Linked DNA regions of Homo sapiens: all the other regions are linked to region 1. Evidence: chromatin loops called from intact Hi-C (ENCODE). Cell type or tissue: chondrocyte. All regions are shown on one strand.

Region 1 (8,000 bases):
GAATGTACAACACCAAGAGTGAGCCTAATGTGGACTACGCATGTTGGATGATTATGATGTGTCATTGTGGATGCACTGATCGTAACACATGTACCACCGAGTGGGGGTGGTTGTGTATGTGTGGGGATAGACACTATGTGGAAGGCTCTGCATTTTCCATTCATGTTTGCTGTGAACCTCAAACTGCTCTAGAAAATAAAGTCTATTTAAAAAAATAGAATACATATCTCATATGAATAATTTCAAAAGACGTGAATTTTGGAGGCAGTACGTTTGTGGAATTATCTGGGCATTGATAACTAAAAGTCAAGCGCTCCATGATGAGAGCCACGCGGGAAAAAGAAAAGATAGTGGAACCAGAATTTTCAATCCAGGGCAGAACGCTTCTGAGCCGTAACTCTGAACACCTAAGCCAGTGTTTTTCAAACTTCAGTGGTGCCTCATTAATAGTGGGTTTTAACTAGCATTTACAGAAATGGAATGGAATGGAATAGAATAAAAAAGAGTATGAATTGCACATAAAAGAGAGATACTGATTTTTGACGCTTTGGTTTCTGCTTTATATGTGTATAGCATGAGTACTGGGTCATGATGTAAAAAGGTGTTTTATAAAATAGGTCATGATCAAAATAAATTTCCAAGCCGCTGCCCTGTGCTGTACTGCCCAACTGCTCTGGCTTTCATGGATCACACTCTGCAGTGGTCAATTCAGAGAATAAATGAGTGAAAAGCTTAACAACATTATTTTAGCTATTGAAACATGTTCTGATGAGCCAAACAGGGTAACAGCATCCACTGGTTCATTGTGTGTGTGTGTGTGTGTGTGTGTGTGTGTGTTTTCAAGGTAGGATTGTTCGATCTATACTCATTACCAGGTCTGAGGAACACTTAAGAAGGAATAAGAAGGAATGTCCAGTAGACAGAATATAACCAGATCCAAATTCAAGATTTAAGGCTGAAGCTGAGATAAATAGATACAGCTAACAATAAGGAGTGAACTCATTTCAGGAGAATAGGTAAAGGGAGAAAAAAGGAAAGGATCCTACCTTATAACTTCATTTCAGAGATGGGGAATGCATGTGGTTGCAATACTTCTAAAAATGGTGGTCAATCCATCAGATAAGTCAAATATTTACCCAGTGATATTTTTAGCATATTATTTGCTTAGAAAAATGCTTCTTTCCTAAGAAAAAGGGACACTTCTTACTCTGGCTGTGTTATAATTTTGAGAGATATCGTGAAATATCTCATCTCTTTATGTAATAGTCCTTTTACGTGACATTTTCTTTGTAAAGATGGAATTATGAAAAGGTAAAAATCACCATAAAAATAGTCATTTGTGCCTCTAATCAGATGTGACTCTTAAGATTCTGAACATTATGTATCCAACAATGTTTATGGTTAACAAACAAACTACATATCTTGCTTATAAATAAGTATATAGACAGACACACACAAAAATGAGTGAATATTGGCTCTAAAAAGATAACCAATGATCCTAATTATGATATACATTCAGTGGCTTAAAAAACAGTAGACCTATTTCCATTTTACTAAATTAGGTTTTCAAGAGGTGCATTATTAAAGGCTATATTTTCTATTTGGTAGCCTAAAATTTCTCTAAATAGTTGGTTACTGTTAATGGCGCAAACATCTGTTTTCAGAAGTAACTATTATTCCTGTAAGAAGCATGCGTACTCTCAAACATGTTCCCATATTTTTTTTTAAATGCTATACTTATTTAAAAATTTTCCCTTAGGGAGCAAAAATAAAGTATACAGATTATCATTTTTTTCATTCCTCACTCGACTACGTCTAACAACATTAAGTATGTGGGGTGAGTCCATGCTACAAAATAGCAATCTAGTTAATCTCTTGTGAAAATTGCCTGGCCTCTCCTACATGACAGGGGGGATTCAGCTGTAGCACCCGCCTGTGCCGCCTTCAGTGCCTGCTTTAGCAATCCCAATCTTTGCTTTATCTTCTCCAACAAACGGCTCATGTTGCCTTGAACAGAAATTATATTTCTTGTTCGAAAGAGCAGATTTTAACTTTTATTTCCTCTAAAAAGATCGCAGCGCTATGAGAATAAAATCTATTATTTTTCACTCCTACTATATTCAGATCATTCTCATTTTAAAGCTAAGCATGATTTTTGCTATAGCGTAAAGATAGCAAATCAATATGGAATTTGCCAAAGATTTTCAAATGCATTCTCTTTCCGAGGCCCAAATGGTAGGTGCCCTCACACTTTGCAAGCAAATAATGAAGCTGAGCTGAAATATTTCAATCCTTTTCTCTAGAGTGTGGATTTGTCCTGCAGTTGTGGGGAGGTGGGTGTAGGTTCACCTTGTGCTCCACCCCACCCTCCCTCCGGTGGTGTTCCCAATAGCTGAAAAACGTGTGAGCTGTAAGAGAAAAACAAGACCTAGTGCTCGCCGTGCGGGAGTGAAGATGAGTTTTCACACACTGCCTTGGATTTTATACATCTCCAGACTTTAAGTCACCCAGTATGAATGACTGTAAATTCTTTTGGTTCCTATGGCCCTGGAAAGAATAAATTGCCAGCATTATCAAGATTTAAGTTGGTCTGAATATTCCAAGTATTCGATGCAGTGTTTTTCTTTAGGATGAGTCGGGGAAGTGGGGGACGGGGGCGGGAATGGCTTATCGCAATGGCGGTAATTTTTTCAAATCATGATCTGTGTAAAACACGGTATTATTTTATGATATTAGAATCCTCAGAGAAGATCCAATACTTAAGAAATGTAGTATTAATTGCAGGAGGGCACCTGAAAGGAAGCAGATTCGGATAATTTTCCCAGTCCTACACGGCTGATTTCTCTGGTGAAGGGATCCGGGCAGTGTCTTAGGAACTGCTCAAAGTTCCCAGATACCCAGTGCTGGGGGGTGTGGAGAAGGCGAGGGTGGCGACAGACCATACCTATGAAGCGGTGATTTTCTTTAATTGCCCCCAGAATATCCGTAGAGGTAGTAGGGACTCAATAAAGAAACACAAAGGAGACGAACACGGCACGATCGCCGGGGTCCGCGGCTGCTCTGCGAGGCCCAGCGCGCCCCAGGTCGCGGCTCCCCGGCCGCCAGCGCACCTTTCCATCTCCAGGGAAAATATTTAGACGGGAAACTCGAGTGCACCTTATTTTCTCTTTGGTTTATGAGTGACCCAGAAGGCTTCTAGCTCACAATCGCACGATTTCAGGACGAGGCTGCCGGAGAAGCGCTGGCGACCGAGGATGGGGGAAGGACAAAGAGGAAGAGGAGGCCTGGGAAGGAGAAAGGAGCGGCGGAGGGGCGGGGAGAGGACGGGGCGGGGAGAGGAGGGGCGGGGAGCAGAGGGAGAAGGGAAGGAGGGCGCCGGGCCCCTCGCAGGGACGCCGGGCGGGGCGCGGGCTTGCTGGAGCCTGCGGGACCCAGAGCCCGCTCCGGAGCCAGCCCTGGGAGTGGCCAGCTTGAACCCGAGGGCCCCGCAGACCGTTACTCCGGCCCCCGCCCGGGGCGGGGCGCGCGGGGGCGCGGCGCAGCCCAACCCGCACAGCCGCGTCCCCAAACACCACCGAGGAGGGAAAACAGACGGAGAAAAAGGACAAAACAGAAAAATGCAAAACGGGGGAGGGAGCTCACCGCCTCTCGAGCTTTAAATTGATTTCTTTGCCTTACAAAAAGGGAGAAAGGGAAAAGGAGAGCAGAGCCCACGTGCCGGGAAGGTTGCTGTCTTCAAGCGCCACCTTCCGTCGGCCAGGGCCGCCGCGGGGCTACCGGGCGGGCTCGGGGCGGCGACCCGGGGGAGCGGCCGAGCCCCGCGAGGGGCTCGCCGGGGAGCAGCTGCGCCCACCCCGGGGCAGGCCGGGCGCGGCTGACCGCGAGCCGGGCGGAGGCCGCCGTCTCAGGCTGGGCGCGTGCCCGAGTGTGTGCACCCGGGGAGTGAGCGCGCGCCGTCCGCTGTCGCCGTCGGGCCTCCCGGGGACTGGGCACAAAGGCGCGCGGGGCCTCTCCCGGGACCCGGTCCTCGGTTAGCGCCGGCGCCCGAACCATCCCGGTTCGCCCCGGGCCGCCCGCTCCCCGTGGTGCCGCGCGCCGCTTCCGAGCATCCCGGGAACAGGCGCATCTGTGCACACACGCGGATTTTTTAAAAATAACATATTTCTAGACATGCCTCCTCTCCCCCCACCCCCATCTTTGCAAAGCAGCCCGGAGGGCGGGGTGGAGGGGCGGGGCCTCCGAGTTAATAAAGGAAGATGGGCGGAGCCGGCCCCCAGCCATTGGCTAGCTGGGGGAGTGATGTCACCCATATGACACCCTGATAACTAGTTGAGAGAGAGACCTCAACTTTTTGCAGAAGGAGCGCGCGCGCCTGGGAGAGCTCGGGGTCCGGCGCTTGCGGTAGGAGCCACGAGCCGGAGAGAGGGGTCCCGGGCTGCCTCGACCGCCGTCGCCACCGCCTCTCCTGTCGCGACCGCAGCTCCCACCGCGCCGGCGGCCGTCGTCGCCGAAGCCACCACAGCCGCTGTGTGCAGCCTGGAAGGGGGGGCGGGGGGGAGGGGGGGAGCCGCGAAAGCGGGGTGCCGAGGACTTTGCAACTTGCCCAGGAAGGTGGAGGGGTGGGAGGGGGAGGGGGACCTCCGCACGAGACCCAGCGGCCCGGGTTGGAGCGTCCAGCCCTGCAGCGGATCATGGTGCAGCAGGCGGAGAGCTTGGAAGCGGAGAGCAACCTGCCCCGGGAGGCGCTGGACACGGAGGAGGGCGAATTCATGGCTTGCAGCCCGGTGGCCCTGGACGAGAGCGACCCAGACTGGTGCAAGACGGCGTCGGGCCACATCAAGCGGCCGATGAACGCGTTCATGGTATGGTCCAAGATCGAACGCAGGAAGATCATGGAGCAGTCTCCGGACATGCACAACGCCGAGATCTCCAAGAGGCTGGGCAAGCGCTGGAAAATGCTGAAGGACAGCGAGAAGATCCCGTTCATCCGGGAGGCGGAGCGGCTGCGGCTCAAGCACATGGCCGACTACCCCGACTACAAGTACCGGCCCCGGAAAAAGCCCAAAATGGACCCCTCGGCCAAGCCCAGCGCCAGCCAGAGCCCAGAGAAGAGCGCGGCCGGCGGCGGCGGCGGGAGCGCGGGCGGAGGCGCGGGCGGTGCCAAGACCTCCAAGGGCTCCAGCAAGAAATGCGGCAAGCTCAAGGCCCCCGCGGCCGCGGGCGCCAAGGCGGGCGCGGGCAAGGCGGCCCAGTCCGGGGACTACGGGGGCGCGGGCGACGACTACGTGCTGGGCAGCCTGCGCGTGAGCGGCTCGGGCGGCGGCGGCGCGGGCAAGACGGTCAAGTGCGTGTTTCTGGATGAGGACGACGACGACGACGACGACGACGACGAGCTGCAGCTGCAGATCAAACAGGAGCCGGACGAGGAGGACGAGGAACCACCGCACCAGCAGCTCCTGCAGCCGCCGGGGCAGCAGCCGTCGCAGCTGCTGAGACGCTACAACGTCGCCAAAGTGCCCGCCAGCCCTACGCTGAGCAGCTCGGCGGAGTCCCCCGAGGGAGCGAGCCTCTACGACGAGGTGCGGGCCGGCGCGACCTCGGGCGCCGGGGGCGGCAGCCGCCTCTACTACAGCTTCAAGAACATCACCAAGCAGCACCCGCCGCCGCTCGCGCAGCCCGCGCTGTCGCCCGCGTCCTCGCGCTCGGTGTCCACCTCCTCGTCCAGCAGCAGCGGCAGCAGCAGCGGCAGCAGCGGCGAGGACGCCGACGACCTGATGTTCGACCTGAGCTTGAATTTCTCTCAAAGCGCGCACAGCGCCAGCGAGCAGCAGCTGGGGGGCGGCGCGGCGGCCGGGAACCTGTCCCTGTCGCTGGTGGATAAGGATTTGGATTCGTTCAGCGAGGGCAGCCTGGGCTCCCACTTCGAGTTCCCCGACTACTGCACGCCGGAGCTGAGCGAGATGATCGCGGGGGACTGGCTGGAGGCGAACTTCTCCGACCTGGTGTTCACATATTGAAAGGCGCCCGCTGCTCGCTCTTTCTCTCGGAGGGTGCAGAGCTGGGTTCCTTGGGAGGAAGTTGTAGTGGTGATGATGATGATGATAATGATGATGATGATGGTGGTGTTGATGGTGGCGGTGGTAGGGTGGAGGGGAGAGAAGAAGATGCTGATGATATTGATAAGATGTCGTGACGCAAAGAAATTGGAAAACATGATGAAAATTTTGGTGGAGTTAAAGTGAAATGAGTAGTTTTTAAACATTTTTCCTGTCCTTTTTTTGTCCCCCCTCCCTTCCTTTATCGTGTCTCAAGGTAGTTGCATACCTAGTCTGGAGTTGTGATTATTTTCCCAAAAAATGTGTTTTTGTAATTACTATTTCTTTTTCCTGAAATTCGTGATTGCAACAAAGGCAGAGGGGGCGGGGCGGGGGAGGGGAGGTAGGACCCGCTCCGGAAGGCGCTGTTTGAAGCTTGTCGGTCTTTGAAGTCTGGAAGACGTCTGCAGAGGACCCTTTTGGCAGCACAACTGTTACTCTAGGGAGTTGGTGGAGATATTTTTTTTTCTTAAGAGAACTTAAAGAACTGGTGATTTTTTTTTAACAAAAAAAGGGACCATTGCAACTTTTGTTAATTTAATTTTTTTTTTTTTTTTTTTTTTTTTTTTTTTTGGAGGGAGAAAACTGATGTCTTCTATGCATCCGATTCTTAACAAAACTGCAGGGAGCTTGAAAAAATGCAGACTGTACAAACGCTTACAAAAAAAAAAACTGTGAACTGACTTAAGATCAGAGTTTACTTTTCAGATCAAATTGTTTATGGTTTTACAAATGTGATTTCTACTTGCCAACTTTTTTTTTGTAACTTGTTCCCTTATACCTCCTTGATTGAATACCAGACAGCCTAGACCTCAGTACAAAAGGTATTGAAACATTTTTGATACATAACAGACCTCAGTCTTTTTTAAAAATTAATATATTTTCAGGCGTATTTTTGTACAGTGAAAAGGGAACATTCTTGCTGTGTTTTTTCAGTAAGACTTTCAGGCACTTCTTCCCTTTTGATTTCTTTTTTTTCCTCTGTTTTTTAGCATGCAAGTATGTTGGTACGTTATGTCCTGGTTTAAAAAGGATTAAAATTTTAAAATAATCCTTGCATCTAAAGGCCTTGTGGTTTAAAAAAAAAAAGCAAACTTTTTTTTGTACAGCTATAGTAGAGATTTGTTCAATATTTGTAGGTAAAGATTTATTGAAAATGGTGATATAGACCTCAGAGCTGTTATCTTAGTTTAAAGATTGTATATGTACTGTACTATAGTAGGACTTTATGTATCTCATACGCTGTGATGTGGATGGGGCCCCAGATGGAAGGTTTGAAACTGGATTCTCGATTTTTAGCAAAAAAGAAAAAAAAAAGGCACATAGTTTAAAAAGTTTCTCATTTTGTGCAATATAATCTAAATAAAGTACAGACCATCTGCATATTTTGTAGCAAATGGTGGCAAAGCAGACTCAATGCACTGTCGACATCATTGCCTGTTTTTTTTTTTTTTTTTTTGTGCTGGAAGTCTGTATCTTGACAATTTTAATAAATCAGCTGGAACTGATAGAAACTCGCATCGCCAATAGTCTCTATGGAAGTCAAACTGGAGGTCCTGTTGTCGCAGAGCATTCGGTGGTGAGGCTGTTGTGTGCGCGGATGAGGGGAGGTGGCAGGAGAGAATTCTACATTTAGGGGGTTAGGCTGAAAAGTGTTCAATTAGCAGGCTGATTTCTTTTTCCTCTTCCGCTAGTTGTGAAAGACAGGGGAAGGGTGTTCTTTCTCTCTGCCCTCCCTTTCCATCTCCAGCTCCCCATTTCCTTTCTCACCTCCTCCTCCACTCCCTGCCTCTTCTCCCCACCCATCCTGGCGGGCGGGCTGCGCGGAGGCTCGGGAGCTGGCCGGGGAGGGGCGGATGGAGGGGCCTGGGTTGCCAGCTCCCTTGGTCGGGGTCCTGCTCGCTG
Region 2 (8,000 bases), 400 kb before region 1:
TTATATTTCATTTTTAACGCATTGTCTGGCCAATAGCACCTCCTCACAAAATGTTTGCTAAAAATTGAGTTAACAATTAAATTAAAACATAAATTCACTTTTAGATTTATTAAATTTTATTAAATTTTTTAAAGTCTGATAACATTGATATGTCTGATTTGTTTATTAATATTGTCAATTCTCAGCCTAAGAGAATCTTCAATGACATGTTTCATGCTCTTTTTTATGAATGTGGAATTTGAAGTCCAGTGAACATGGAATATTTATGAACAGCCACACAGCATGGAACTAGAATTCCACATTTCTCCCTGACTGCCCAGTGCCTGTGAGGAGGATGAACCACGGGTCTGGTTCATTCTCTAGTTGGCAAGTCCATCAAAGCTGTAAGATGGGTCTATTATGTGGACATGTCCCAGTATCTGCGAACACCAAGATTGTAAGCTCGTGCTTCCCTTTCTAACTGAGGTCAGTCATAACAAGCCTGAAAAGTGGGGGAGGTCAGTATGGCAAACACACATACTCTTATTGTTTACTCAAAAAAAGTATTGAATTTGTTTACTTGGAAGACATTTCATTTGCTCTCTAAACCTTCCATTAACAAGAATCTTTATTTCACTATCTTAGTCCCTTTTGTGCTGCCACAACAGAATGTCACAGACTAATTAATAAAGAACAGAAGTCTATTCCTCCTGGCCCTGCAGGCTGGGCAGTGCAAGATCAAGGTGCTGGCACCCGGCAGGGGCCCTGTGCTGCATCGTCTCATGGTGGAGGACAAATGGGCAAACAAGCACTCAGTGAGCAAGTGCAGGCAAGAGGCAGCCAAACTCACTTTTATCAGGAATTGACTCCCGCAATAATATTGGTCCAGTGATGAGGCAGAGCCCTCAAAGCCTCATCTCCTCTTAAGGGTCCCACCTCTCAGCACTGTTGCACTGGAGATTAAGTTCCCCACACATGAACTGTGGCTGACACATTCAAACCATAGCATTCATCTTTACCCCAAACACTTGAAAAGCAAACACTGCTCAAGCAGACATCCAAGGCTCTCCTGTTCCAACTTCCCTGGTTGCCCTCCAATTTTATCCTTAGATATTTGCAGATCTTCAGCCAAACCAGAGGCAGAGACATTGTGTTTGTGGAACTCCTGCCAAGCCTCCTTGTCCTCTGAACCGCTGCTCACATCATGTCTGCTCTGCAAAGCCTCTGACCATGGCCTCAGCCCCCTCTCGAGAGGCTGTGTCCATTCTTTCCCACTAGTGACTCCTCACTCCAAGCAGGTTTTCTGGAACCTTAAGCTGAGCATAACCTCACTTGCTTCTGAGTATTCTTTTTTTTTTTAGATGGAGTCTCGCTCTGTTGCCCAGGCTGGAGTACAGTGGTGCAATCTCGGCTCACTGCGAGCTCCGCCTCCCGGGTTCATGCTGTGGTGGTGGTTTTGAATCACTCTTAGGATATTTTTCCTCTGGGATGCTTGCATTTTTTTTTTTAATTTGGGAATTTGTCTTCATCTTTGCCAATAAATTATAAAATCTTTACAGACTGGAAGAGTGTTATATATTTATCTATGCAGGAGTGATTATTTGAATTATTTAAAAAATGTTTTTACAAGAACACTGATCCACGTAAGACAGCTCCTGGCCAAACTGACCAAATGATGAGACCACAGAACCGAGTCCTGCCAGCTGACCCCAAACCTGCCCCTCAGCCTCAGAGGGTCTAGCACAGTATACTTCTACAGCAAATCATAGACTACATACAGGTATTTGTCATCAACTATATACAAGGCAATCTAATGTGGGTTGACATGGCTGCCAAAGATGAAAGATTATGTGGGACTCGCTCTGGTCTTTAACTGTGTCCTGATTTTATATTTTATAATTTATATCAGCACATGAGCTGGTGCCTGCTTTTCTATTTAAAAAATACTCCTAATGAAACAATGCCTTCTAATGTGCTTAAGGCCAGTGGAGGACAGGAAGGTCATGAGAGGATGATAAGCTAATGGAGACACTGTTCAGAAGGCCTGGACCCTGGGTCCACTCTGAGGGACGCTCCCATCATGTGGATGCTTCTTCATAGGCAAGGGCAGAGCTCCAAGGAGCACCTCCTCCTCACCTTCTGCACGTAGTGGGGGAGATCGCCGGTACCAACATCCTTGGAGTGGAGCTGAAGACTTTTTGAAGCTGTTCATGCCAGCTCATGGAGCTCTTCATGCCACACTGGCTGTTCATGCCAAGTGTGAGTCAGGCATTACTTGAGCTGCATCATCCAGGCCAGAGACATGCGGCTGAGGTGGGTCCAACCTATTCTCATTCAATGTGAAGATGTCAGCTTGCATTGCTCCTCCATGCCCACACACATAGCTAGGCCTCTGTTAAACACCGCACAAAAAGAGAGTCTAGAACTCTTTTGATAGGAACACATTACTTCACAAATAAACATAGTATTTTTTCTTGAATGGCAGACGAGGAAGGCAATAATACGGCAGTAAATAAGACACAGGAGAGTCGTGAGGGCGGTGGCTTGGTGGGAAGGATTCCCTGGACCCCATGCAGTTTGCCTTCCTGCCGAAGCTTGGAAAGTGACTTAGGTGGCAAGGGCCCTATGATGGTCAGCTCTGTGTGTCAATTTGACTGGACCATAGGATGCCCAGATAGCTGGTAAGACATTATTACTGAGGGTGCCTGTGAGGGTGTTTCTGGAAGAGATTGGTATTTTAATGAGTAAATGGAGTAAAGACCATTGACCTTGCCAATATAAGTAGGCATCATAAAATACATCAAGGGCTGGAATAGAATAAAAATGTGTAGAAGAGTAAATGCTCGCCCTGAGCTGGGACATCCATCTTCTCTTGCCCTTGGGCTTCAGTGTTCCTGGTTCTCAGAACTCTGGGTTTAGACAAGAACTCCACCACTGGCTTTCCTGGCCCTCCGGTTTGCAGATGGCAGATCATGGGACTTCTCAGCCTCCATAAGTGCACAAGTCCATCCCTTACAATAGATTTCTTTCTCTATAGCTCCATGTATTTGTACATCCTATTGATTTGCTTTTTATGGAGAGCTCTGACTAATGCAAACCCCTCTTAGCACTGTTTTCTTTAATTTGGGCAATGCACATTATACCCCAGTCCTAAGTTTCTATAACTGGAAATAGTTATCATATCTGGGTATCTTATAAAGCTTTCTGAATGATAAATTTAAATTTAAACAATTTTTATTATTGCTTCTTGCAGAAACAGAAAAATGCCTTGTCTTCATATCAAATAGTTTTAAAATGCTTTAAAAGGATATACATATATAATATGCCAGCCTTTATTAAATTTCTCCCTGTACTTTGTTGAATAGCAAGAATTTTAGAATGAAATAGTGTATATGAAAGTTAATTAAAACATCTTTTCTATTACATAGAATAGATGTCTTTATCCAGAATATTTATAAAATTTCTCAGTAAGAGGGACAAATTATATTCCAAATCACCCCCGCTTTGATCGTGGTTAGTTATTAGTAATTCATAGAACTGCTCTAATTCTTGTCAGCTTCAAGAGGGACTCCACAATGCATCCCAGTGTGAGATGCAGATTAAAAGCCTAAACCAGCTTCTCATTGATTTCTCTGTACTTAGAAGATGTATTTCCAGTTGCTTCATCAATGTCTTCAGTATCAAAATCTAACTATTCACTTCCAGCATTAATTTTAGATATAGATCACATCCTATATGCTGTGGTGTTCCTGAATATGCATGTCTTTGTCTGAAGTCAGAGGTGTTGGTCCCAGCTATCGTGCTGGCAAGAGCTTGGGTTACTGGAGTAAATCGGTTTGGAAGCTGCTTAACAGCCACGTTTCCCCCAGCTGAGAGCATTTTCTTATCAGCTTCTCCCACCCACATCTAATTCATACTGATCCATTTCAGGAGATAAACCTTGCATACATAGATCTACCCTGTGAATGAGACTCTTTGATGAAAGCATATTCAAATTTGCTAACATTACGTGCAAGAAAGAAAACCTGCAGAAAAGTTAGCTCAAAGAGGAACATAAGTCTCTAGAATGGCAGAGAGAAAATAACATATTGTCAGCAAAACATGGAGAAGGAGTTCATTTTCTGCCTGACGGATAGATTATACAGTGTTCTGTCTCTGATGAGAGCTTTGAGTACTGAAGGCACAAATCTACTCAGCCTTGGCAAGTGTCAGGAATCTTAGCTTTCTCAGTCCCATGACCACAAACTGCATACCCATCAGTAGCCAGTATTTCTCAATGCCTGCCCTTGCTGGTCATGAAAGACATGATTTCCCAAACTTACCACACCCTGGTGCACATAAACAAATTATAGTATTTTTATTAAGCACCAGGTCAGCAGGGGGAGCTGGCTGTCTCCAAGGACAGAGAAGTCAATACTTCAGGCATAACTTAATCTTTCCTTCTACATCCATGTGTAGAGACACACCAAATTATGAACTCTAGGGAGTATGACTTAATGAATTTGTGTAAAGCCAATATAGCTTCTGAGAAAATAACTTAAATCAAGTACCTGGGTTTCAGAAGTGCTTAAATGTTTCTTGATATAGGAGGATGGTAATTGCCCATCCTTAGCTTTTTCATCACAACTGCCCAAACTCATGTGATTGCATCAATGGGAAAGCTACGTCTGAACAACAAGTGCCAGCCCAAGACAGCCCTGCTGATACTTGGGGCAATCCCCTTTTCCCATTATTATCTCCTTGAGCAATGGACCACACCATGGTGCCTATTTCAGGTCTTTATCTTGCAACTGCCACAGAGTGAGGCTTATCTGTTCTAGGCAATGCACCGTATGAGACAGCAAATTAATGAAGGGGCTGAAATCTATTTGTTCTCCAGGCTGTGACCCTCATGTGTTCAACCTTTACTGTCTGCCCACCTTCGCTTGCTTGGACAGCTTCGTGGCAAGAGGTTCTCTTCACCACCAGCTATGATTCCTTCCACTTTCCCTCCAATCAACATCCTCTTCTGATCTCACAGGTAAGAGGGAAGGTAAAGTGCCTCAGGCAAGAAAACCATTCTGTCCGCTTCCTGCTGGAGGAATTTACGTTTCATCACAATGAAAAGAGAACTGGTAAGCAATACTTTTGCTGTTTGTTGGTTTAGAGAAAGATGACCAGTGACATTAGAAAATGAGAAATTGTAGCTGAGCTCTCACTTATGAGTGAGAACATACTCACTCATGATGTTTGGTTTTCCATTCCTAAGTTACTTCACTTAGGACAGGACCCACAAATGTCCTCTTGTATAGAAATGCAAATGATCCTGCTGCTTAACTTTGAACAATTCTCAAGCTTCATTGAAAAGATATGTCACTACATCTCCCCAGGAGGTCTCTGTAAAGTCCTTGGTGCTTATTACCTTGACCCAAAGTTCTGTCTTTTTGTTCTGGTTTCACCTTCAGGCCCAGAGGCCTCCTGAACTTTCACAGTGATAATTCAGCTTTTCTTCTGTTCCACTTTAAATGACTATGTTTAAGCTACATGCATGTTTCCATGCAGAATGGGTTCATATTTCAAAGCTGATCTTTGATATGGTTTGGCTGGGTCCCCACCCAAATCTTATCTTGAATTCCCAGGTGTTGTGGGAGGGACCTGGTGGGACATAATTGAATCATGGGGGCGGGTCTTTCCTTTGCTGTTCTCATGATAGTGAATAAGTCTCACGAGATCTGATGGTTGTAAAAATGGGAGTATCCTTGAACAAGCCCTCTTCTCTTGTCTGCTGCCAAGTGAGATGTGTCTTTTATCTTCTGCCGTGAATGTGAGGCATCCCCAGCCACGCGGAACTATAAAGGCATTAAACCTCTTTCTTTTGTAAATTGCCCAGTCTAGGGTATGTCTTTATCAGCAGCATAAGAACAGATTAGTACAATCTTTAATATAGAATCCTGGAAAGTGTTATTTGGGGTTCAGAAGGAAAATACTAACACTTAAAACACAAATTCATTTATGCATTTTGGAAATTCTCTAGTTGTAGACTCCGAATGGCAACACAAAATTTAACAATCCTTCATGCTTGACACCTGAACAATTTCCACTCTAGATGTGCACCCCAGGACTGTGTCTGGCTGCCTTATTTGTGCCGGCTCTCAGCCTGTTACAGCAGTGTCCTGTACCCTGCCCAGGATGCTCTCCAACATTAGAATGGTTTCCAGTTCCAAGCCGTGGAAAACAGAGCTTACAAATTCAAGTTGATTCACTGAATACAAGAAAATCCTCACCCTTTTGTACTCCCCCACCCTTAGGAATAAGAATTGGCAACTTTTATATATTTTAATCAGTTTTTGAAGTGTCATCTTCTCAAGGAAGTCTGAGAAGGAAATGTGGGTTCTCTGAACCTCAGTTTGAATCCATACTGTTACTGAAGTTAAAGGTAAATCAAAGTAAGACAAACCGAATTTAACTTCAGCATAACTTGACACATCTCTGAATTGGTAAATTCAAAGTACCAACGCCTCAAAATTAAACTCTGGTGCAGCCTAGCCTTCATGAACATCAGTGGCGTCAATGATTTGTTTTTTCTTTTGAAGAAAAAAAAAACACTTTATTAGAGACAAAATTTACTTTCCTAGGAAGTAGGGTACTTAATATATTTGAATATGTATTCCATGGGTATGCTATCACTTGCCGCTTAACTTAGCAACTTCCAAAACACCACAGCCTCGAAGCAGAATCCAAGGGGAAAAGACGGCAAAGGAAATCACAATGTATTGGAAATGAGGGAACAACTCCATGCTTGGCTGACTTTGACCAGAGTCAAGGAATTTTGGAATCTCAGAGCCAGACATGAAGATAATGAATCTTAGAAATCATTCAGTTTGGATGATGTGATCTTTTCAGCCCAAGAATCTGTTATCCTCTCATGCTCACAAACCCTCATGGCATGACAATGCTTACTTATGAAGCAAAAAGAACTTATTAAGTAATAATTTGGGTTTATAATTCTTTTTAAAGAGGAGATGGCTGTCAACTTGAGCTTCTTCTGAGCCTAAGGTGTATGTGGTGATGAGCCTTGGAGACTCAGTCCAGGGTCCAGATCCAGGAGAGCTCAGCTCTTGCCCGCTCCCCAGTAACCCTGTGCCCCCAGCACCGGCAGGAGCTGTGCCAGGCCCCAATCTTCAGTGAGTCACTTCACCTCTCTTGGCCTCAAACTCCCTATTTGTAAAATGGTGACTCTCATAATAATTCTATTTGATTTATATATAAAGTGCTTAATATATAGTAGAGGACCACCAGATATAGTGTTTCTGTCATTGAGCTACAAACATTCTAGGCAAAAGCAAAGATAACATGCTGTTTACTTCTCTTTGCAATCTTATTCTATTTCAGCTATTTCTCAGGCCTCTTGAAATATTGAAAATAGCATGAGAATGAACTTTATTTCACCTGCAAGCCCTTAGATTGCAAGGCTGGGAACAGATCTGATCTAATCTGATTCATCGGATGAGGAACATGAAACTCAAAGACAAATGAACCTCCCAAGCTACAAACTCCAGGATGCAGCCAGTGGGACCATAACCGAATGTGCTGGCTCCGGATCCGCAGCCCCGTCAGGAGCGATACAACAGCGGCCGTTATATTCCCTGTTTGTTTTTCAAATCAGGAATCATGCAGCCCCAGTGTCCTTAAAGATAACCAGAAAGAGGAAAGAAGGAAATGTTCACTCTAAGAAAATGTATTAAGCAATTTTGGCATTTAGTATGGAGTTTGGCACATTATGTCTGGAAACATAAATCATTCATGGCCCTGGAAATATTAAGCATTCAAGGGAGATGGTTTTAATATTACTTTCTTCTTTTTCGTCAGCCTTCTGAAGACTGTAGTGGGCAAAGGGTGGTTTACCCCAGTTAGACTCCACTCACCCAGGCTTTCTGGCAGATTTCATTCCAGCTGCTGCTCTGACTTCAGGCCCTAGGAATACGCATACAGCCCGGCACCCAGCCATCCCACCAAACAGACGCATTCATGTTTGGTCTCCT
Region 3 (8,000 bases), 490 kb after region 1:
TTAAGATGGAAATTTGCCAAGGGTCGTGCTTTAGTCATCATATCCTTAAGCAAAATAAACTTACTATGACTCTGCAGCAACCTCTATCATTGGATCTTTGAAAGTAAAACAGACTAAGCCATCTCCTTCTATTTTCTGGTCTAAACGGTCCATCTCAGCGAGCAAATGTAAATGTCTATCATCCTCTGGCTCCTTTTAACCTGCTTGAGCCGGCCACCACTCTGTGTCAAAGGCTACTCTTGGGAGCTCCCTGAGATTCTGATTTGAGTGAGTCTTTCAGAAAAGACATGCATTTGCCCCTCATCTGGAGTTAGGCCATGGGATTAACCTCAAAGTGCTTCCCTTGGGCAGATTCAAAATAAGCTTCACAGAAGATGTGAAGTTGGTCTTTGAACTTTCGAGAAGAGGCCTCTGAAACCCGGAGGGCTGGCAGCGAGACAAGTTGTGTGGAGAGTTTGCAGCTCCTGGGCCTTCTAAACAATTAGATAAAAATCAGGTTTGCCAACGTCCCTTTTTTCAGCAAAGGAATAATATATGCTTTTGCCAAAAGTCTCCTCTTGTGACCAGTGTGATTTTAATTACATCTTTTGGCATTGTCTAAAGCCCTGAACCAGAAAATCCACTTATTAGAAACAAAAACAAACAAGCAGGACCTCGAGAAATAAGTCTAAATGCTACAGTGAAAGCTAAGAACATGAAACAAAAAATGTCTAAAGAACTTCAGTGTTGTCAAGAAAATACTGTCTTTCTCTTAAGGAATAAAACGGATTCTAGGAAAGTTATCAGTCATCAAAAAAGAGCCTTAATCAGATCGAAGAGACAACACAATATAAATAATGGAAGAGCCAAAGAAAATTAAAGCCATGTTGTTTAAACTGATTTTGTTCCTATTTTCCTGATGTCCCTGTATTAAATCAGTGTAAGTAAAGTGGTTAAGTTTATTTTGAACACATATGAACACATTCTTAAGATACATTGTCTATTAGTAAACATGTATCTACCTATTTATAAATGTTACATGTAACTGCACACATTTTATTAAGGTCATTAGAATATGCACTTTTTATGATACGATGGGCTGGCCAGTGACAGTCCAGAACCTGTTTTTCTTTTTTTGTTTTTTTTGTTTGTTTGTTTGTTTTCAGATGGGGTTTCGCTCTTGTTGCCCAGGCTGGAGTGCAGTGGTGCGATCTCGGCTCACTGCAACCTCTGCCTCCTGGGTTCAAGCGATTCTCCTGCCTCAGCCTCCTGAGTAGCTAGAATTACAGGCACGTGCCACCACGCCTGGCTAATTTTGTATTTTTGGTAAAGACGGGGTTTCTCCATCTTGGTCAGGCTGGTCTTAAACTCCCAAACTGAGGTGATCAGCCCACCTTGGCCTCCCAAAGTGATGGGATTACAGGCGTGAGCCACCATGCCCAGCCGAACCTGTTTTTCAAAAAGACCAATTCTTTTGATCGAATCTTCAGGAATATAATTAGTTAGCACTATACTTGTTACCAGGTTTCTGTACACTAATTCCTCTTGTTGAAGACTTCTTTTAAGAATGTACATTATTATAATAAAAGGGACAAAGTTAGGTTTAAGACATTTCAAAAGCTAAAATCACATTAGCTCAAATGAGATCCCCTAATGGAGGGAGTACTGTGTAAATGTTAAACATGCATGACTTCCTGTTGCCTATCAGATGAGGTCCACACTCCTCAACCACACACCCCAGGTCATGGTGAGATGGCTCATGTCCAACACAGTCTTGGTCCCACAGACACCCCGCCCTTCAGGAACACTCACTGAGGTTTGCTAGAGAAGTTTTGTATTTCTGTGCCATTCACATATGATTTCTGCTGCTTGGAAAATGTTTTCTCCATTTTTACATCCTGTGGGTTCCCCTTTATCCTTCAGGACTTCAGGAAGGCACTTTCTTCTTTGCTAAGCCCTCTGGGGACCTTTCCATATGCATCCCAGCCTCTGCAGTGTCCCCTCATGCCCTCGTTTTTACAGTCTTTCCTACATGTCCCTCTCAGCATTGAGAACCATGTTTTGCAGTTGGTGGTCTTCCTGATTCAGTTACTCTAAGTAGTCAGCTTTTTCAGGGCAACAATATATGCGTTTTACTTCTGTCTCCAGAACCAGAACTTTATCTGACATGTAATAAGAATTTTGAGATAGATCATTTAAAAAGAAAGGAAAAAAAGGAGAAAAAGAAGGCAGAAAGAAAGGAAAAGAGGGAAGGAAGAGGGAAGAAGCGAGGGAGGGGGGAAGGAGGAAAAGACGCAGTAAGGAAAAAAGAAAGGAAGAAATGAAGAGAGGGAGGAAGGTAGAAAGGATAGATGAAAGAAAGAAGAAAGGTACACGTGAAAGAAAGAAGAAGAAAGAAAGGAAGAGAAGGAGGGAGGAGGATGGAAGGGGGGAGAGAGATGAAGAGAGAGGGGGAGAAAGAAAAGGAAAGAAAGGAGAAGAGAAGGGTGGGAGGGAGAGGAATGCAAGAAAAAAGGAAAGTAGGAGAGAAGAAAGAAAAGATACAGGAAAGAAGGGGAGTGAGGAGAGTGATGAAAGATGAAAGGAAGCATAGATAAAGGGGAGGACAGATGGACAGGAAGGAGGGAAGAAGGGAGGGGAGAGAAAGAAGAATGGAGGGAAGGAAAGAAAGAGGAAGGCAGGAAGGAAGGAAGGAAGGAAAGAGGGAGGGAGAGAGGAAGGAAGGGGAAGAAAAGGAAGGAAGAGAAAGAAAGAAAAGGAGAGAAGAAGGAAGGAAGGAAGGAAAGAGGGAGGGAGAGAGGAAGGAAGGGGAAGAAAAGGAGGAAGGAAGAGAAAGAAAAGGAGAGAGGAAGGAAGGAAGGAAAGAAGGAGTGATGGAGGGCAGGAGGGAGGGAGGAAGGAAGAAAGAAAAAGGCTCAATTATTTTTGTGTTTTGCTGTGAACCCTTTAGCAACAACAAATGCAGACAACAGTAGAGGAGTCAGGAAGTCCATGTCAGATGAAGAGGCAGCGACAGGGCACTACGGGAGAGGCTGTGAGCCGTCCCTGGCCTGGTGAGCACCTGCAGCTGTGAATGCTAAGGACAGAACGGCAGTCCTCGACCTGTTTTTACAAAGAGCAGTCCTTTTGATTAAATCATCAGGAACATGATTATTTGGCACTTCCGGTTTTTACCTGGTTTCTGTACACTCATCTTCTTTTGTTAGAGGACTCTTTTTTAAAATGTGTGTTATTAAAATAAAGGGGACAAAGTTAAGTTTAAGACATTTTCCAAGGGTAAATATTACATGAGGACAAATGAGATCCCCTCATGAAGCAAGTAACCAGATCTGGAGGTGTGTGTTATCTCCATGGAGAAAATGTGAGTTTAAGTGAAACCAGAGGAGTGGGTCATTCTGCGCCTGACCCCGGATGCCTCTGCACAAGCCTGACTCTCATTCCAAACCCGTCAGCAGCGCACAGAGTTCTGTACAGAAGGGCTTTGTGGCCGCGTGTGGTATTTATTTCAAGCTAGTCTTTCATCTGGAGTCAGAGGAAACATTTAAAACCCAACGAGGTGAACTGCAGAAAGAAAGCAAACTCCAGGAGGAAGGTATAGCTGGAGATTGCTCATTTGTAAACACCTGACTATTCAAAGAAAGGAGAGATCTCATTATTCTTCACCTTTACCAGAAAAGCGAGGTCTAAGAGAAGCCCCTCTCCGGGTGGAGATAGCACAAATTTACCTTAAAGAGCCCAACACCACAGAAATCTAGTGTTAATTCTGAGCACTCAGCACTTAAGAGAAAATGTATCTTTCTGTGATTAAGTGAATAGTTTTGTAAGTCCGTTTTAGTTATCTGTTTTTAAGAGAGTGAGCATGTTTATTTTTAAAAACTATAAAGTTTCTATATTTGTATATAGACTTCTTGTTTTAATAATTTAGATTATTTTAAAAATGTCTTCTGGGGAGCATTAGTTTCTAAGGTGCCAGTAGTTGTTGCTTTAAAAAAAATTATTCTTGGCCAGGCTCTGTGGCTCACGCCTGTAATCCCAGCACTTTGGGAGGCCGAGGAAGCAGATCACCTGAGGTCAGGAGTTCAAGACCAGCCTGGTCAACATGATGAAACCCCATCTCTACTAAAAATACAAAAAGTAGCTAGGCGTGGTGGCACACACCTGTAGTCCCAGCTACTGGGGAGGCTGAGGCAGGAGAATCGCTTGAACCTGGGCGACAGATGTTGCAGTGAGCTGAGATCACACCAATGCACTACAGCCTGGGCAACAGAGTGAGACTCTGTCTCAAAAAAAAAAAAAAAATTGTTCTTTATCTCAATACATTGAGAAAATATTGACAAAAAATTTCAATTAAAGACTTCTTGAAAGGTTCTCAATCTTTCATTTTCATTTTGCTCCTCAATCTTGACAATAAAATGATTCCCAGTAGGAGCAAATTTTGGAAAATACTGATTAACATCACAGAATATTAAAATTGAATAAGGAATCTACAGTAATCTAATAAAATTGTTTTCTAACCTGGGTATTCATTAGAATTGTGAAGGATCCTAAAAGAGAAATTTATGTTCTTCACTCTGCGGTTGCTGTTTAGTTCTCAGATGGGACACAGAAATCTGAAGTTTTCAAACAGTCTCTGGCAATTCAGAAAGATGTGGCATTGTTTGGGAACCACCACTGAAGCTACTACCTTGTATTTTACAAACACTGAAAATAAATTCTAACTATAATGCTAAATCATGGGCCTCCAGTATCTAACATACTGCAATTCTATTCCAGAATTCCTTACAAAAGTGTTTCCCTGCCCCCATTTTCTGGTGACTCATGTCACAACCAAGTCTGAGTGTGGTCTGATGGATGAGGCAGTGTGTAGAAGTCTAGGAGACCTAGGAGACACACAGACAACATGCCTGTTTTGAAAGTCTACACACTGGGTTCTGGCCTCGGCTCTGTCATTAATTAGTAATTTGATTTAGGAAACTTTCTTACTCTTCCCAGGCCTTCCTCTTGTTCCAGATGAGAAGTTTGAACAAAATGTTTTCTTAGGTCAGTAGCACCTGAGAACGATTCTGCTCTGATTAGACACAAAAATGCGACAGGACATTATTGTGTCGTTTTACAAACGTCAGTTCAAATACATATGAATTGCTGAGAAATCCTGCCCAAGCTACATGTTTGAGAGCAAAGTGGACTGGATGCGTAATTCCTGGAGCTAAAAAGGGAAAAGTCCTTCAGACGTCTGCCTACAGCCTGTGCTTGACCCAGGAGACAGAGTGACTCATGCATGCCATTTGCTGCAATTCCCTGACCTGTGCAAGCACAAGGGATCAGAAGTCAGACTCATAACAGGAAATGCTGCTAAAATTATAGCTCCCTCCCTGAACCTGGCCTTCCTGCTATCTGTTCTTTTTGATGGGACATAATTGAGCCAGCTCTGGTTACAGAGACAGAGGCTTGGGAAAGTCAATGGTCAGAATGAAGGTGACCCTGCAGAAGAATCCATCAAAGAATAGGGTTTCTTTGTGCATGCATGCTTTGCGTGGTGGGGGCTGGGTTCAGTTCCCAGGTTTGTGACTGAATATCATTTTCGGCTTCAATGCCTAGTGCTGACATGAGTTTCTCCGGATGGCTTTTCTATAAAAAGGTGAGTGCCTTATCATTCATCTTGTCCTTCTCATTGAACTTTTTAAACTTTCTCTTCAAAAAAATTCTGAACCCCAGACGGGCCCTTTTGGGTCTTGGGCAACCTCTGGTTGCAGAGCAGGGCCACGAGCATGCAGTGGGAGGGGATCCAGCAGCCAGGCTGCTCCCCACACTGCAGGGCTTCTGTGAACTGCAAAGGCCTTGAAAATGACTTCGTGCCTGATTTTTATTTTCAATGGATTTCTAGAAAGCCAAGTTTAAATAAAGTTTTAAAAATAAATGAATATCTAATTCATTACAGAAGCACTCTATCTGAAAATTTCCTATTATATATTTAATATATGTAAAAATATATTTTTATATAAAAGTTTATATACATACATTTATTTTTTTTTTATTTTTATTTTGTTCGAGACAGAGTCTTGTTCTGTCGCCCAGGCTGGAGTGCAGTGGCACAATCTCAGCTCACTGCAGCCTCTGCCTCCCAGGTTCAAGCAATTCTCCTGCCTCAGCCTCCCAAGTAGCTGGGATTACAGGCATTGGGCCACCACGCCTGGCTAATTTTAGTATTTTTAGTAGAGACGGGGTTTCGTCATGTTGGCCAGGCTGGTCTCGAACTCCTGACCTCCTGATCGACCTGTCTTGGCCTCCCACAGTGCTGGGATTACAGGCATGAGCCATGGCACCTGACCATAAATTTATGTACCTGTAATATATATGATAAATGTGTTTATTTTAATCAAAATGATTAATTAGAGGAGGACACAGTAGTAAAACTGTTTCATAGATTGAGAAATCCCCCAGTAGCCTGGCTTGTTGGCAGTCTCCTTCTAGAGCTGTAGATGAAAGCTGCATGCCAGGGACACCAGAGCATGTGGGGAACCCGCACATTCAGCTTGCTTCCTTGTCTGTGCCCAGGACACGTGCCTCCTACTCCATCCCTTTGGGCAGTTAGATGTCACTCCTCCTTCAAGTCCTAGCTGAACCTTGTCCCTGCTCTTCTAAGGCAGAGTTAAGTCCATTTTTCCCAGAGCAGCTTCACCATTGTTTTTTCAGAACTCTTCTCCAGATTAGACTCTTTGAAGGAAAGGACCATGAATTTTCATCTGGGCTTCCAGCTCCAAGTACAGGCCTGGGCCCCTAACTTATTCAATAAATACTTATAGACAAAAATTGATTTGATATGCCAAGCCATGTTCTCATTTGCTTATTCAGTAAATATTTGTTGAATGTCATTCCCGTGCCTGGAACTATCCTAGGGCTCAAAGGCTGAAGATGAAAATGCACCTGCTTTCACGGAGTTTGTGTTCCAGTCAAAGGAAAAATGGCAATATGTACCTATATGAATAAAGAAATAATTTATTATCACACTGAATGCTATAGAGAAAATATAATACATAATAGGTTTGAAAGTAAATTGATAGGTAGATGGTGGCTAATGTCAAGGTTGACCTCTTTGAGAAGGTAATGATTGAAATGAAATCTACAAAAACAAGGAAGACTTAGTCCTGTGGGAATTTAGGAAAAGTGTATTCTGAATGTAGTTTATCCAAAGTGAAACCAACAAACAAAAAACAGAGGTGGGAGGAAGACTATATTTTTGAAACTGAAATGAAGAAGTCCAATATAGCTAAACTATGGCAAATAAGAGTGAGAGATGTTGGCAGTGGCAAATTCATGAAAGGTTAGAAAGTTGTGAGGAAGATATAATTATAATCCTAAACCACTGGAAGGCTTACAGCAGGAGAACGTTGTGACATTTTTGACTTTTAAATGACTGCTGTCATTTAAAACTATAGAGCGTGGGTCCAAGAGTCATCTGATAGAGTGTGGGTCCAAGAGTCATCTGATAAACAAAAACATGGAACTAATGACCCCGGAGCAGATATCTGAGGGCAGGGCCAATAGAAGTGGTCAAAGCTGGACCTATAAATTCGGGAGACCTCAGAATATGCATTGTGCACAGGATGATGGGGAATAGATGAGATTACCTAAGGAACAAAGGGAGATAAATACAGGACACTTACATATGTGGAGTTCTGGTAGACATGAGGAATTAGCGAAGGAGGCCGAGAAGAACAGGACCAAAGCAGGAAGGTTTTGTGACACCCAGAGACTGCAGTGTCTGAGAGAGAGTCACTGGCTAATGCTGCTAATGCTACTGAATAGTTGGGTAAGATAAGGAACAGATAATTAACTAGTAAATTTGAGAATATGAAAGTCATTGGTAAGCGATAAAAAAATCATTATATTGGTGGCAACAAAGATAGAAATGAAGTAGGTTAAGAAAAATATACAATGTAAAAAAATGGAAATAGCAGGGATCATGTTGTAAAAAGGAGAAAGGAAATGGAGGCACTGTTTGAGAGAGATGTGGGGTCCAA

Evidence for each region. A loop is a pair of places that touch in the nucleus more often than their neighbours do. Peaks named below come from ENCODE experiments on the same cell type or tissue, not always from the same donor. Only the 100,000 strongest peaks of a DNase experiment are listed, where the experiment ranks them.
Region 2: a loop joins it to region 1, with 3 times the contacts of the local background. A loop is called at or near these places in 2 of 110 quality-filtered maps.
Region 3: a loop joins it to region 1, with 2.6 times the contacts of the local background. A loop is called at or near these places in 2 of 110 quality-filtered maps.

Annotation. Positions count from the first base shown.
Region 1 is chr2:5,688,031-5,696,030 of GRCh38, forward strand. It overlaps SOX11 (SRY-box transcription factor 11), which reads left to right and starts at 4,354. Exons shown (of 1, transcript NM_003108.4): 1 at 4,354-8,000. The coding sequence starts at 4,692. The coding sequence ends at 6,017. LINC01248 (long intergenic non-protein coding RNA 1248) reads right to left here and starts at 3,088. Exons shown (of 5, transcript NR_110580.1): 1 at 2,945-3,088. LOC124908052 (a long non-coding RNA gene) reads right to left here and starts at 2,933. Exons shown (of 2, transcript XR_007088653.1): 1 at 1,047-2,933. In chondrocyte, CTCF peaks have their summits at 3,705 (motif pointing left) and 5,848; DNase peaks (open chromatin) are centred at 3,983, 4,301, 4,861, 5,589 and 3 weaker places.
Region 2 is chr2:5,287,004-5,295,003 of GRCh38, forward strand. LOC105373398 (a long non-coding RNA gene) reads left to right here. Exons shown (of 3, transcript XR_001739179.1): 3 at 4,859-5,087. Among named protein-coding and RNA genes, the nearest start is that of LINC01248, 400 kb to the right of the region's middle. In chondrocyte, a CTCF peak has its summit at 4,346 (motif pointing right); no DNase peak of the experiment used is centred here.
Region 3 is chr2:6,181,691-6,189,690 of GRCh38, forward strand. No RefSeq gene overlaps it. Among named protein-coding and RNA genes, the nearest start is that of LINC01247, 190 kb to the right of the region's middle. In chondrocyte, a CTCF peak has its summit at 3,401; no DNase peak of the experiment used is centred here.